Regions from separate parts of the Homo sapiens genome. Here regions 2, 3, 4 and 5 are each linked to region 1. A link is a contact called in ENCODE Hi-C or POLR2A ChIA-PET data. All regions are on one chromosome and are shown on one strand. The core of a region is the stretch at or near the end of the contact, and the rest is flanking DNA. Distances in the headings are between cores, read along the strand shown.

Region 1 (2,509 bases), core at 4-2,503:
AGACAAGCTCTGAAATATCCGGTAAGGTTGTACCTTGCACCTAGACCTTTGAATACAGAGACCTGTGGTCTTTGCACTCCATCACTTTACATCTCAAATCAGTCAGGTGGTGTTTCCTGATAAGAAGCCAGCAAAAGAGAACTGAGAATAAAAGGCAAAACTTTCAAGATGGTTCACAGGGGAAATCTAGGACTACTTAAAACATTAAAGAGACCTATTAAAGAATTTTTAGCTAGGTGTGGTGGCTCACGCCTGTAATCCCAGCACTTTGGGAGGCTGAGGTGGGCGGATCACCTGAGGTCAGGAGTTTGAGGCCAGCCTGACCAACATGGAGAAACCCTGTGTCTACTAAAACTACAAAATTAGCCGGGCACAGTGGTGCGTGCCTGTAATCCCAGCTACTCAGGAGGCTGAGGCAGGAGGATTGCTTGAACCTAGGAGGCAGAGGTTGCGGTGAGCCAAGATCGCGCCATTGCACTCCAGCCTGGGCAACAAGAGCGAAACTCCGGTTTCAAAAAAAAAGAAAAAGAAAAAAAAGAAAAGAAAAAAAGAATAATAGTAATAGGCTGGACGCAGTGGCTCACGCCTGTAATCCCAGCACTTTGGGAGGCCAAGGCGGGTGGATCACGAGGTCAGGAGTTCAAGACCAGTCTGGCCAACACGGAGAAACCCCATCTCTACTAAAAATACAAAAATTAGCTGGGCGTGGTGGCAGGCACCTGTAATCCCAGCTACTCGGGAGGCTGAGGCAGGAGAATAGCCTCAACCTGGGAGGTGGGGGCTGCAGTGAGCCGAGACTGAGCCACTGTACTCCAACCTGGGCAACAAGAGTGAGACTTCGTCTCGAAAGAAAGAAAGAGAAAGAAAGGAAGGAAGGAAGGAAGGAAAGAAAACAGGTAATTTAGAAAAGAAGAAATGCAAACGGCCAACATATATTCCTTCTGCTTCTCAGAAAGAATCAAATAAATGCAAAATTAAAGCAAGATGTCTGTGTTGGAGAAAGACACAGAGAAAGGGGCACTGTTATGTACTGCTGTTATGAGTTTAAATTGCTACATCTCAAGAAGAAGGTAACTTGCCTATATGTGAATATCTGTGCCCTTTGACCCTGTGTTTCTAGAAATCTAACCTAAGGAAATAATTAGAGAAGCCTAAAGGCCAACGTCAGCTCAGGCAGAGAGATATCACTTTCACCGCAATTGGAGTGGAAAGAGGTCGGCAGTTCTGTTGCTCTGCACCAGGGAGCAATTTCTCTAACTTCCTGAATTGTGGCTTATGAAATATGCTAAAGATAACACAAGAGTTTTTTTGGGCATGTTCAGAGTAAGAGCAAAGAAAGCACAGATACACCCACGGTAAGGAATGTCAACGTATAACAGGACAAAAAAACCCTAGTCACTAAACTTTAATTTTGCTTCTGACTTCTCAGTCAAAAAGAATGAGACTTAGACGAAAGAGGAACAGAAATATATTTAGAGGAATTGAATTTTGAAAACAAAAATAAGTCTGTGAGAGAACTTCTTAAAGGGCTCTGAATGTATTCGAGTCTCAGCTCCCCTAGGAAGAAGGCTTAGTGTGTACTTTATTGGGGACTGTGACCCCAGGAGCAGAAGCCACTGACAGATGGAGAAGGCAGGGAAGCAGGGATGCTCTACTGATGTGGCCCTACTTATGGGCACTGGCTGTGTGTTCCCACAGGACTGTCTGAAAGTTGTAAGAAAATCATCTTACAACTGTCCATCTTCCCAGGAAGATAAAGAAGGAAGTATTTATCTCCATAGGCTGTTAGCTCTCTAATCTTTCAGAGTTGAGCCCGCTTGGGGACCCCCGGGCAATCGCAAGCCCTGGGGCAGACAGCAGGAGGAGCAGTGTGGGCCTGAGGCGAGAGGCTGTGAGCTGGAACCAGCCTGCGGCTTCTCGGTGCCTGCGCAGCCATGGCTGGAGAAAGGCATCTGGAGGGGTCCCCAGGGACCCACACCACCAGAGCGGGGCTCCGAGAGAATGAAATCATTGTACATTTAAGTGATCTGGACTAAGCACACACTATGTGCCAAACAGAGGGCTGAGTTTTAGGGATATAAACATGAATACAAGTCATGGTCCCTTCCCTTAGGAAGCTTAGGGCCAATGAGGCAGAGGTTCGGACTGCTGCAGGATGAGCAGTTTGCTGCGGGAAGGAGAGATGGGCAGGGGAAGAGGTGAGGAATCCAGGCAGGTTCGGGGTACCATCAGTCAGTGGCTATTGAAGCACATGAGGCACCTCATTAACATGATGGCATTGCGCGTCTGGCTCTGAGGAGAGACTACTATTTTGGAAGCTAAGAACACAACAGAAGAAGCCAACTCTTGCCAGTCTTTTAAGTGTGACTCGTAGAAGCCCGACGACTCCTTCCCTGGGGTGTATTTAGCAAACACAGTGTTAATACCTCTGGAAAAGGCCCCAAACTCGAAGTCCCGCCCTAGACCTTAATGTTCAGGAAACAAGCCAGGCTAAAAGCGTTCATTAAAA
Region 2 (2,509 bases), core at 4-2,503, 370 kb before region 1:
TTTAACGAAATGTGTATGTTTCTCTAAACTTTCCTGGTGGCTTATTTTACATTCTGTTGTTTGTTGATAATGTTTTTAATTCCATCTATCATGTCCTTAAACATTTTAAATGTAATAATTTTAAATTTTTAATCAAATGAGCTCTGCCTCTGAAGTTTTGGGGGATATATTTCTGCCGTTTATTGTTTGTGCTGATTTTCAGTCACAGTGTCTTATTTTATTATTTGTTTTGTAATGTTTAAGTTTTGGACTTCTGTTTGGCTCATCTTCATCTGTGGGGAATGTGAGGGAACTGGGATCTCCAAAAGACATTTGCTTAGTTTCTAATTTCAGAGTGTATTGAATAAATATTTTGAGTAATCTTTTTCACTGGAAATTTCGTTTTATTCCAGTCCTCCTGTGAATATCCTGTTGTTTTGATTACTCTTCAATGCCACTCTCCTTAGAAGATGTACCTCATTCCGTGTGCATTTCGATATGTGGAAGTGTGTTGGGAGGTGGGGTCCCAAATTATTCATTCATTCTTCCTTCGTTTCATTCAGTATGCAAGCAGTCTCCTAAGTAGGCACTCTGAGTGATAAACTCCATGAGATGTAGTTTCTATCCTCAAAAAATACCGCCTTTGGTAGGGATAAAGTAAATAGACCTTAATATAGCTCTTGGACGAGCAGCCCTTGAATAAGTGGTCAAATAAATTTGTTGCAAATAAATACTTTCAGTCATTGTGTTTTAAGAATTATCATTTGTATGCATTGAGGAGAACTTCTACAGCTATTTGTCTTCAGAAAGGTTTTTTCTTTGTATTTCGAAGAATTTTGGCCTTAAAATTTCCAGCTTATTTTCAGACATTCATATCCATTCTACTTAATTGGCATTATAGTCATCAATTGTTGTCTCTTCCAACTCTGAGGGAATTGTCATAAAGGGAATTGTTCAGAAATATGTGTTTCCAAGCACTTGTTCACATATTTGTCTGGATCACATCTATCTGTTCTCTCGACGGCTTTCTTTAGTCGCACCTAAATGTTCCAAGACAAGGGTTGTGTCATTATTTGTATCTCTAGTGCTATTGCTTTTGACACATAGTCAAGGCTTCTCAACAGAAGTGTATCCAATTGGAATTTTTTCTCACCCTCGAAGAGCCAATTCCTTCACTAACGCAGACAAAAGGGGCGGGGGGCTCAGGCGCTGAGGATTCTGGGCACTGTAGTTCCGACGCTCCGGCTGCGCAGGCGCAATGCCCTGCCTGGAGGCCGGCACCGCCGAGCCGCCGCCATTGCTGGAAGCGTTCCCGCCCTGCTCTGCGAGTTCCCTCAGTTGTCCTCAGTTCGGCCGCCAGGTACTCGTTGTCCCGGGCGCCTGGCCTCGGTTGCCCGCCGCCCCTCCCTTGGCGCTTGGCTCCCGGCGGCGTCCGGGGCGTGGCCGTTCCCTCTAGAGCCCCTGTCCCTGAGCGGACCCGCCCACTCCTGAGAGGCGATTGGGGCTGGGCCTCCTTCCCGAGTGTGGGTTCAGTCTCCAGCTGGCCTCCCTCACAGGTAGGGCCGCGTGCCCTATGCGGCCTCCTAGTCCGGGTCCAAACCCGGGAACCCCCTCCCTGCGGGCCTGGCGGCGCTGGGGTTAAAAAGAGCCGGGCGCAGGGCGCAGGGAGTCGAGTAGGGCGGGCGGGCCCCTGACCCGACTTTCCCGGTCTTCCCAGCCCCGCGCCTTGCAGGCCCTGAGGAGGGCATACCCGAAGTGGGTAGAGGAGAGCAGTTAGGGAAAGAAGGCGAGGTTGGCAGGAGCATATCCGCTCTGGCTTCTGAACTGGCAGGGATGGAACTAGGTTCCACATCGGGGGACCTGCGCTACTCAGTAACCGAGGCAGCTTTTCCTGAAATGTCACATTTCAAATACTGTAATCACCTTTTAATCACTTGTCACTCCCTGACATGACAATGGTATTATTGCATTGGTTGGGAAATGCTGGACTGGTACATGGCGCTGAGATTCTCAGCAAAAACATGGACCCTTCATTATTTCTAAATAACTGCACTGGCCAAGGAAGCAAAACAAGTAAAGTTTCTCCTTAAGTCTCTGGATACGTTTGCAATAGTTGGAAAGACAGAGCTTGTAAATAGGGAAATTATAACTGGGGAATAGTGGCCTAGATATCTTCTGCATAATGACAAAGGGGACAGTAGAAACATATAAGGTGGCTACTGTCATGTACTAATAGCTGATTCGTTGTGCTCAAGTGACTTGCCTGTGGTCACAGTTTTACGGTAGCCAAAGCAGGGTTAGAACCTGGGGATGTGGCCAGCCACTCTGGGATTTTATTCCTATTCCACACTCCTATGTATAGGTAGATACTTCTTCTTGTCTGCTTGGAGAGTACAGAAAAGCAGAAAGAAGGGTAAACATCACAGCCCCAGGTCTCAGAGGTCTCAGTAGAGTTTTGGGTTACTCAGTCTTTTTTTCTATGCATTACATTTGCACAATTGAGATCAAGCTGAATATATTAAATGTTAAA
Region 3 (2,509 bases), core at 5-2,504, 340 kb after region 1:
TAGATTTTCTCAGTGTGGGAGAAAGAGTGGACAAGTAAGTTCGCCACCATTTTCTGCACTTCTCAGCCCGCTCCCAACAGGGCAGCAGGAGATAAATAGTTACACAAGGGCAGTGAGGCTGTAAGGCCGTTTGCCAGACACGAGGAAGCATTGTAACTCCTTTTAAAAGTATATAATCTGAGTCCGTAGCGTTCCCCAAAGTTAACGGACACCTTCCCCTGGGATGGGCCGGGCCGCCTCTCCGCAGCAGACACGTTCTGAAGCTGGCTCATGCGTGTCCATTCTGACGGTGCGAATGCCCAGCGTCCAAAGTTGCCTTGCCCTTAGTGGGAACCTCCCGGGCCTCCGGGAGCCGCAGCACTCACGGGACTGCCGCTGCACCGCCGCTGCGGGCGAGTGTTAGGAACGGCCTTCGTGGCAGGAGTGGAGATGTGATCACCAAAACTCCCGCGCCCCGGGCTCCACCCGCCCACGGGGGTGACGCTTTCCCCGGGGGTGACGCTTTCCCCGGGGTTTCCACGGCGCCTCCCCGGGCGCCGGGGACCGCACTCCCCGGACCCCCTAGAGCTGTCCCTACGCAGATCTCCTTAGAGCGACGCGCATCTGGGATGTCTTGGGTGCCCGGGCGCACTGGTCTAGCGTTGCGGGGTGGCCAGGCTGGGAACCAGCCCTCCAAGCGCCCCGCGCGCCCCCAGCCTGGCCCGTCTGGGGCCCCCGAGGGAGGAACCCCGGCCTGGAGAAGACGACCCATTTCGGAGCTCCGACGGGGCCCCGAGTTCGGGCGACGCCGAGCGCCTCACCTGAGCGGGACACAGATGGCCAGGTATCTGTCGACTGCCACGGCCAGAAGGCTGAAGATGGAGCTCTGCGTGAGCACCAGCACGAAGCAGGCGAGGAAGAGGCAGCCGTAGAAGTCAGTGCAGAAGCCCAGGCTGATGGTGATGGCAAAGGGGATGGCGAAGAGCCCCACGGCCACGTCGGCCGCAGCCAGGGACACCAGGAAGTAGTTGGTGGGCGTCTGCAGAGTGTTCGCCGTGCCCACCGCGGCGCACACCAGCACGTTGCCCGCCACCGAAAGCGCGGCGATGACCAGCTCCAGCGCCACGTACAGCGCGTCCTGTGTCTCCAGCAGCATGGCCGGGCCAGCTGGGCCCCGGGCGCCCCCTACCGAAGGCGCGCCGGGCGAGGGGCAGCCGCGTGAGACCCGCCGGGCATGGCCATAGCGCCCGGACCGCGCCTCCGCCTGCCGCTTCTGAGCCTCGGGGCTGGGGCGCTGGTGGCCGGGACCCACGGGTCGGGGCCCCCCGCGGCCAAGAGGCGGCACCCATTGGCCCGCGCGCCCGCCCGTCTCGGGCTGGGCGGAGCACCACCCACTCGCCCGAGCCCAAAGTTCGCGCCCGCGCGGGGCCCCTCCGGTCCAGGCGCCGTGCCGCGTCTTGGTGGCGGCGGATAACTAACAAATTGCCCCAACTTCCCGTCACGCTCGAGCTCGGAGGCTGTGTCCCAGTGCTCGCACTGCCTTCCAGTCCGGGCGACTCCTGGGATGGGGCCGGGCTCTGCCCGGGGCGCCAGCAGGTCCCAGGAGCCGCCGCGAGAGGACCCCCCAGGGCCGCGCAACCCCGGGCGGGGCGAGCTCACTCCAGGCTAACCCTGCGCACCCCGGGCAGGCCGACTGGATGGGGGGCTGCCGGGCAGGCAGGGAGCCGAGGCCGCAGTCCCCGCTCGTGCAGCAGTCTCGGGCAGCGCAGCACCACCGGAGCTGTCTCCAGGCTGCGGGGCCGGACTGCAAGGAGCCCTCGGGGGCTGCAGCCCCCTCCGGCCGCCTCCCAGCGAGGCTCAGCGCTGTTCTCCACCCTCGCCCGCGCCACTGCCCCTACGGCCCCGCTCTGCCTTCTACCTTAAGACAAGCTCGTGGCCGTCCCATCCTCGTCCACCGCCCGAAAATACCAGTGTTCCCCGGGCCCTCTTTTTTCTTTCCTTCACACTCACCCTGGATCGGCACAGGCTCCCGAGGCCTCCCACGTGGCCCTCACACCCTTAACTCCCAAATCTCTTGCTTCAGCCCTAACAGCCTCCTGAGGGCCAGATCCTAACACCCCACTGCCGACTCTCGCCAGGAGAGAGACTGGTGCCCCCAAATCCAACAAGACCAAAACCAAGCTCATCTCTAATTCTCCCCAAACCTGTGCTGCCGCCTTTTCCTGGGACCCTGTTCGTTATTGACCTGGCAACCCTCACCCACCCTAGGAAGTTTGCTGACACCCTGAGCCTTCGCCTTTCTCCACGTCCCAATGATCAGCAGTGCTGCTGGTTCTGCTTCCAGAGACTTGCTTCCTTTTACCCCCAAAGTCCTGCCCCGAGTCCCTCCTCACCACCTGCTTCTACCATCCCTCCCTCTCTGCCTGTGGGTCCTCAGCTTCTGCAGCCCTCACCAACACCATTGTTCTAGAGCACTCCTGGCCACGCTATTTCACCACCCGAAAGCCTTTGCTGACAGTCACCAAAGAGG
Region 4 (2,509 bases), core at 7-2,506, 280 kb before region 1:
AACTTTCTTTTTGTTAAAATTTTCCTGGTGTGGTGATATTAAGAGTCTTTGACAGTCCTCCTCCACCCTCACAGGATTCTGCCTCCATTTGATTCTCTGTAGGCTTGTGATTGCTTTGACCAAGAGTCTGACAGAATTGGTGTTAGGTGACTTCCAAGGCCATGTTATAATTGGCCATGGCGCTTCTCTCTTGTTCACTGGAATGCTCACTCTTGGAGCCCAGAGCCACCATGTAACAAGTCCAGCTGCCCTCAGTCCTTTATGCTGGAGAGACCACATTGAGGCACTCTGGTCAAACACAAGCCGAGTTCATCTTTTAGCCCATCTCCTCCCAAGCAGTAGACATGTGAGTGGAAAAGCCATCTTGGAAGCGGGCCCTCCCAGCCATCAAATCATCCCAACAGAGGCTACAGACATAATGAGGCAAAGGCCCACCCACTCAGTTCCCCTTTCAAATTCCTCACCATGAAATTTATGAGCATAATACGGTGATTGTCCTTCAAAACCACTAAGTTTTGGGGTGGTTTGTTAATAGAACAGTAGATAACGGGAACACCTTGAATATGTTTTTCTATGCTTTTATTTTTCCAGTGTTTTATGTATTTTTGTTTTGTGTCTCTTAGAAATAACAGCTACTCGGGAGGCTGAACCCAGGAAGTTCAAGTGAGAATCACTTGAACACAGGAGAATCACTTGAACCCAGGAGGCGGAGGTTGCAGTGAGCCGAGCTCGCACCATTGCACTCCAGCCTGGGCGACAGAGCGAGACTCCGTCTCAAAAGAAAAAAAAGAAAGAAAGAAAGAACATGGGTTTTTTTCCCCCAATCTGAGAGTCTCAGAATCAAATTCCTGAGGAGGAAGTGAAAACCTTTCACAGTTAGTATGTATGCACAGTAAAGCCCGAAACCGCACATTAAGTCTTTCTGCCTTTAGACCCACATCTTCCCTGCCCATTCTTCCTCTAGGAAATCTGGCGCCCAGTTTTCTCTGCGTAGTTGGCGCGGGGCTTCAACTCCCGGCGCTCCTCCAGCTACTGGCACCTCCCTGGCCTCCAAGACGTCTACCAGACCTGCGTCTGCCCGGGGAAACTTTGAAGTTCCCTTCGGAACCTCGCAGGCTGACAAGCAAGTCAGAGCGATGGGTGGAGGAGGTTGCCATGGAGACAGGTCCAGGGCCAGAGGCGCGGGAGGGGGAGGCGGCAGCTTGGGCTCCGATTGGCTCTGCGGGCGCGCAGCGTTCCTCTGGCGCACATGCGCAGTGACGCCGAGGCGAGGTCGCGGCTAAGCAGAGGCGCCGGGGTTTCTGGGCCGGGCTTCTCAGGACCGGGCTGGAACGTGCAGCTCCTGGCCGGGACACTCTGTGCTTTGCGGGGAAGGGAAGTGGCGGAGCCCGAGGATCCGCTGCCGCTCGGGACTGAGCCCGCCACGCAGGCGCCTGTGCCAGCGTCGCCATTGTTGCCTGTGGCCTTAGGGCCGCTCCGGCTGCCCGTCGGCCGGGTCCCAGCGACAGGTATTGATGTCCGGGCGCAGCGCGCGAGTGTCCGCGCGATCAGTGACAGCCCGAGCCCGTCCACGCGCGGGCTCCCGTGCTCGTGGCTTGCGGGAGGGCAAAGACGGGGTGGAGGCTGCTGTGGGCCCAGTCCCAGCGTTGCGCGTCGCACGGTCCCCGACTCCCCCGCTGCCCTCGACCTCGACCCTGCGGCTGAAGAGGAGTAAGAGGCAGAGGGACTTGGCCGGGAAGGGGAGGCGACAGGAGGCAAGGCAAGGCTGTCGCATCACCTCCGCAGGGCCTTGTAAACAGTTGTCTTTGGTGGCACGACTGTGCCTCAGCAGGGCTCGGAGCTGGAGCCTGGGGAGAGGTGGTGTCGGTTCTCCTCCAGATCAGGCCGGTTCTAAGGTTTCCTTCGAGAATCCTGGTTTCGAATATATCCCTAAAGAACTGTCTCCTATAGAAGCACTTAAAGGACTTGAAGTCACACCAACCTCTTCACTCTTTTCCAGTCCAACCCGCTGGTCTTCCCAACCCTCTGATAGTGAAAGGCTAGAATCGGCTGGCATTAACATGCAACGCAGATAAATGGCTCGCCCTTTCCCCTGACAGTTCCCTTGGGAACCTTGAGCACTGTATTAAGAAGAAATTCTCCTAGTTTCTTCCAAGTAACAGATTCACTTTGTTATTGTTGAGAGTCCGTTCAGTCATTACAGCTTCTGTAACATCAGTGACTAAAATAATGAAACTATTTTCTCTATAAAAATGTTTAATTTTTGTTACAACAGGTTAGAGGTTTAATCTGTTGTTTGGCTTAGATTCGAGTCATTGCCTCTGACACTACCTTTTTAATAGCAGCTCCATCCCCCACCAACCCCAAGCAGATGGCAGTTCCCTTACAAGTCTAAGGATATAGGGGAGGAAGACAAGGTAAAGCTTATGTGTGTTCATCTATGCACACTGCGAGTCTGTTTCTGTGTGTGTATATGTATAGTAGAGTACACCAGGGATTCTTGACCTTG
Region 5 (2,509 bases), core at 6-2,505, 260 kb after region 1:
AGTATTCTGACAGCCAGTTTTCCACTGCATGTTTATGACTGCAAATTTCATAATGCTTTTAATTTTGGTACACTGAGTGATTCTATTTTAAAAATATTTATGCCCAGAAAACTCCAGTGACCATTGGACAGTTAAAAAATTTTAATGACACGATTTTAACCAATTCACTTTTGAATTTAGACCAATCAGTAAAGGAGATCAGTCCTCCTTTTGCTTCAGTACCTTATTTTACAACAGTGTAAATGAACTGTAATGAAAACACCCACATGAAGAGACTGTCCTGAAAACTCCTAGTGTTTCCAACAACGAGACCATGAGCTGAGTCACTGTGGATGATTTAAAATTAATAAATAAATAAAACTTGGAATGAAAAACCTTTCAGTAACCCCTGCAGTTGTGAAAAGGTAAAAACATTCTCAATGCAAAAGGTGAGTGGTTGACATTAATTTTTTTAAGAAATCACCATACGTTAATACTGGTTTCTACTGAAACAGTCTGATTTATATTGTATCTTATCTCTCTGAGCTAGACTTGGTAAACGGCATTAGCTGCATGGTAAATAATATGAGATTAGACAGAAAATAGGAAGAAATTTACATCTGCAACATACAAAACTCTAGTTTTAGTCTAATCCCTGAGGATTTGGACCTCAAGGTTTCTGGTGTTTTTATTTTCTTCAGAAAGTTTTTTTTTTTTTTTTTTTTTTTTTTTTGAGAAATGCAAAGATTACTGGGATACATACAATATTGTTGTGTAGTCTCATTTATTATGAAGATTCTTCCAGTATGTACATACGAACCAAAAGTATCAGTTTATCAGTCCCACTCACATCCCACCCCCACAGGCATACCAACAGGGTCAATCTTCCTTCATGGTACCTAGAAAAACTGTCTTTTTCCTTAGGTAAATGGCTAAAAATGTATTCATGACTGCTGCAGTAAGAGCATCCACCTATGTATCTTTACATACTTTGAGACAGTGTGATAAAGCTCTTTCAGCACAGCAGTCTATTCATTCAAAGTCATCTAACCAAATACCTTCCCCCACAGCTAAGAAAGAATCCCAGTGTTTCCCTAGTTTAGAGATGAAGATACTGAAATTGCAAAAGCAAAAAGGCTAGGACTAAGATCCAGGTCAGTAGTTCAGCTATACCAGCAGTACACATTAGAATTACGAAGAGTTTTAAAATATACCTGTAGGGGCCTATTCTGACTCAGAACAGCCTGGGCTGTGTGTCCTTAAAGAGTACTTGAGATGACTCAGTTGTGTGACTAAGGCTGCAAAGGAAGTAGAGTGTTCAGATAACACAGACAAAAGGTTACATCATTCTTAGTTTTTAGTTTTATATAAACACCCCCATTTTTAGTTTTATATAACCAGATAAATATGGTTCACTTTTATTTAAATTCAAATGGGTGCTATACTGTCACGTGCCTAATCCCCACTTTACAACTTCATGCTGGATGCTGGTAGCAAACTAAGATATTTTTCTCTTTTATGTATTAAATTCCACTTGTGCTTCATGAAACAGACTATAAGAACAACAATTCACCATAATCCCCCTTTGCCATGAGGAAGGTAATTCTGGTCAGTTTGCCAGGTATTGATAAAGTAAAGTAAGAGAAGACAGGGCAGCAAATCAGCAGACCAAAAACTTATGGTAGAAATGCCAGGCTGAATCACCACACCCACAGCGCACAGGAACACCAGCCCATATGAATCTACAGTTCTACTTAGACCAGCAGGGACAGCACCAAGTCACGTGTTACAACTGAAAGCATCACTTGACGACATCCTGAAAGGTCATAATCAGTTGGGAATGAAAGTCATTTTTCCTTTAAAATACAAAAATGGCAGTGTGTACAACCCCTCCTTCACTAAGGCTAAATTGAGGAAACCTGAATATCAAAAACGACAGATTTAAGCCATTGATCGGGTGCCACAGAGACAGGAATGATAGCTATTCTTCCACATTACTAGACATTATTCTCCCTACACAAAAATGGATTTAGAGCTTGACAGAATTTGTCAAAGGTCTACTTTTCTTTGACAGCTCAGCCAACTCTTCCCTGATGTGTTGTACAGAAATTTCATCTTTTTTCAGCTTTGCTTGCTTCAGTGCTTCCTGGTAGATCTCTTTTGCTTGTGTATATCGTTCTAAAATAACCCAGAGAGAAGGGACAGTAAGAAGAAAGTGTATGTTTTCAAGGTGATTCTGAAGAGAGAGCATGAATGCAGATATAGGGCTAATTTACTGTGTGCTTATGAAGCGACAAGCTGGTGCTGCCTCATTTCATCCCCATCTGACAGGCTGGAACTCCACTGAATGCTGTGGGATTCCTAACGGCCCTTTCCAGTATATCCTGAGGACTTTGATGAGCCCAAGATTTCATGAATGGTGGTATGTGTAATACACCTGTCATCCCAGGTTTCTGAAAATGATCGGTATAGTGTGCTGACACTAAGAAATGTCTGACAAAATGATACTTCCTGTCATAAAGCTTCACCA

Evidence for each region. A loop is a pair of places that touch in the nucleus more often than their neighbours do. ChIA-PET counts read pairs that join two places held with the same protein, here RNA polymerase II (POLR2A). Pooled maps may share reads with other maps.
Region 2: a loop to region 1 is called in a pooled map, with 17 times the contacts of the local background. The contact joins the promoter of ZNF624 here to the enhancer-like site in region 1. A Hi-C loop is called at or near these places in 1 of 37 single-sample maps with no recorded cell type and 10 of 50 pooled maps. POLR2A ChIA-PET finds 5 or more read pairs at or near these places in 1 of 52 experiments (HEK293).
Region 3: a loop to region 1 is called in a pooled map, with 3 times the contacts of the local background. The contact joins the promoter of ADORA2B here to the enhancer-like site in region 1. A Hi-C loop is called at or near these places in 1 of 168 maps with a recorded cell type or tissue (PC-9), 5 of 37 single-sample maps with no recorded cell type and 11 of 50 pooled maps. POLR2A ChIA-PET finds 5 or more read pairs at or near these places in 1 of 52 experiments (BJ).
Region 4: a map of B cell shows a loop between it and region 1 (15-fold over the local background). The contact joins the promoter of ZNF287 here to the enhancer-like site in region 1. A Hi-C loop is called at or near these places in 1 of 168 maps with a recorded cell type or tissue (B cell) and 7 of 50 pooled maps. POLR2A ChIA-PET finds 5 or more read pairs at or near these places in 2 of 52 experiments (both activated naive CD4-positive, alpha-beta T cell).
Region 5: a map of endothelial cell of umbilical vein shows a loop between it and region 1 (3-fold over the local background). The contact joins two enhancer-like sites. A Hi-C loop is called at or near these places in 1 of 168 maps with a recorded cell type or tissue (endothelial cell of umbilical vein) and 10 of 50 pooled maps. POLR2A ChIA-PET finds 5 or more read pairs at or near these places in 1 of 52 experiments (WTC11).

The regions. Positions count from the first base shown.
Region 1 is chr17:16,286,560-16,289,068 of GRCh38, reverse strand. The region is part of intron 2 of PIGL (phosphatidylinositol glycan anchor biosynthesis class L); the gene reads right to left. Among named protein-coding and RNA genes, the nearest start is that of MIR1288, 5.8 kb to the right of the region's middle. RefSeq lists enhancers at 743-792, 813-862, 1,123-1,252, 2,337-2,509. Within about 2 kb of position 1,253, at least 26 of the 41 ENCODE cell types and tissues checked have a DNase peak (open chromatin) inside an H3K27ac peak, as active enhancers do; they include B cell, PC-9 and endothelial cell of umbilical vein, where a contact is called at or near this core.
Region 2 is chr17:16,652,594-16,655,102 of GRCh38, reverse strand. It overlaps ZNF624 (zinc finger protein 624), which reads left to right and starts at 1,253. Exons shown (of 6, transcript NM_020787.4): 1 at 1,253-1,339. LOC124903934 (a long non-coding RNA gene) reads right to left here and starts at 1,211. Exons shown (of 4, transcript XR_007065639.1): 1 at 1,133-1,211; 2 at 1-1,019. RefSeq lists a silencer at 1,344-1,543 and an enhancer at 1,499-2,009.
Region 3 is chr17:15,943,875-15,946,383 of GRCh38, reverse strand. ADORA2B (adenosine A2b receptor) reads right to left here and starts at 1,254. Exons shown (of 2, transcript NM_000676.4): 1 at 801-1,254. The coding sequence starts at 1,135. RefSeq lists an enhancer at 437-1,251 and a silencer at 1,079-1,698.
Region 4 is chr17:16,567,951-16,570,459 of GRCh38, reverse strand. It overlaps ZNF287 (zinc finger protein 287), which reads left to right and starts at 1,256. Exons shown (of 6, transcript NM_020653.4): 1 at 1,256-1,508. RefSeq lists enhancers at 1,192-1,691, 1,692-2,193.
Region 5 is chr17:16,027,022-16,029,530 of GRCh38, reverse strand. It overlaps TTC19 (tetratricopeptide repeat domain 19), which reads right to left. Exons shown (of 10, transcript NM_017775.4): 10 at 127-2,157. The coding sequence ends at 2,009. NCOR1 (nuclear receptor corepressor 1) reads left to right here. Exons shown (of 46, transcript NM_006311.4): 46 at 1-374. Among named protein-coding and RNA genes, the nearest start is that of TTC19, 28 kb to the right of the region's middle. RefSeq lists a silencer at 1,295-1,344. Within about 2 kb of position 1,255, at least 8 of the 41 ENCODE cell types and tissues checked have a DNase peak (open chromatin) inside an H3K27ac peak, as active enhancers do; they include endothelial cell of umbilical vein, where a contact is called at or near this core.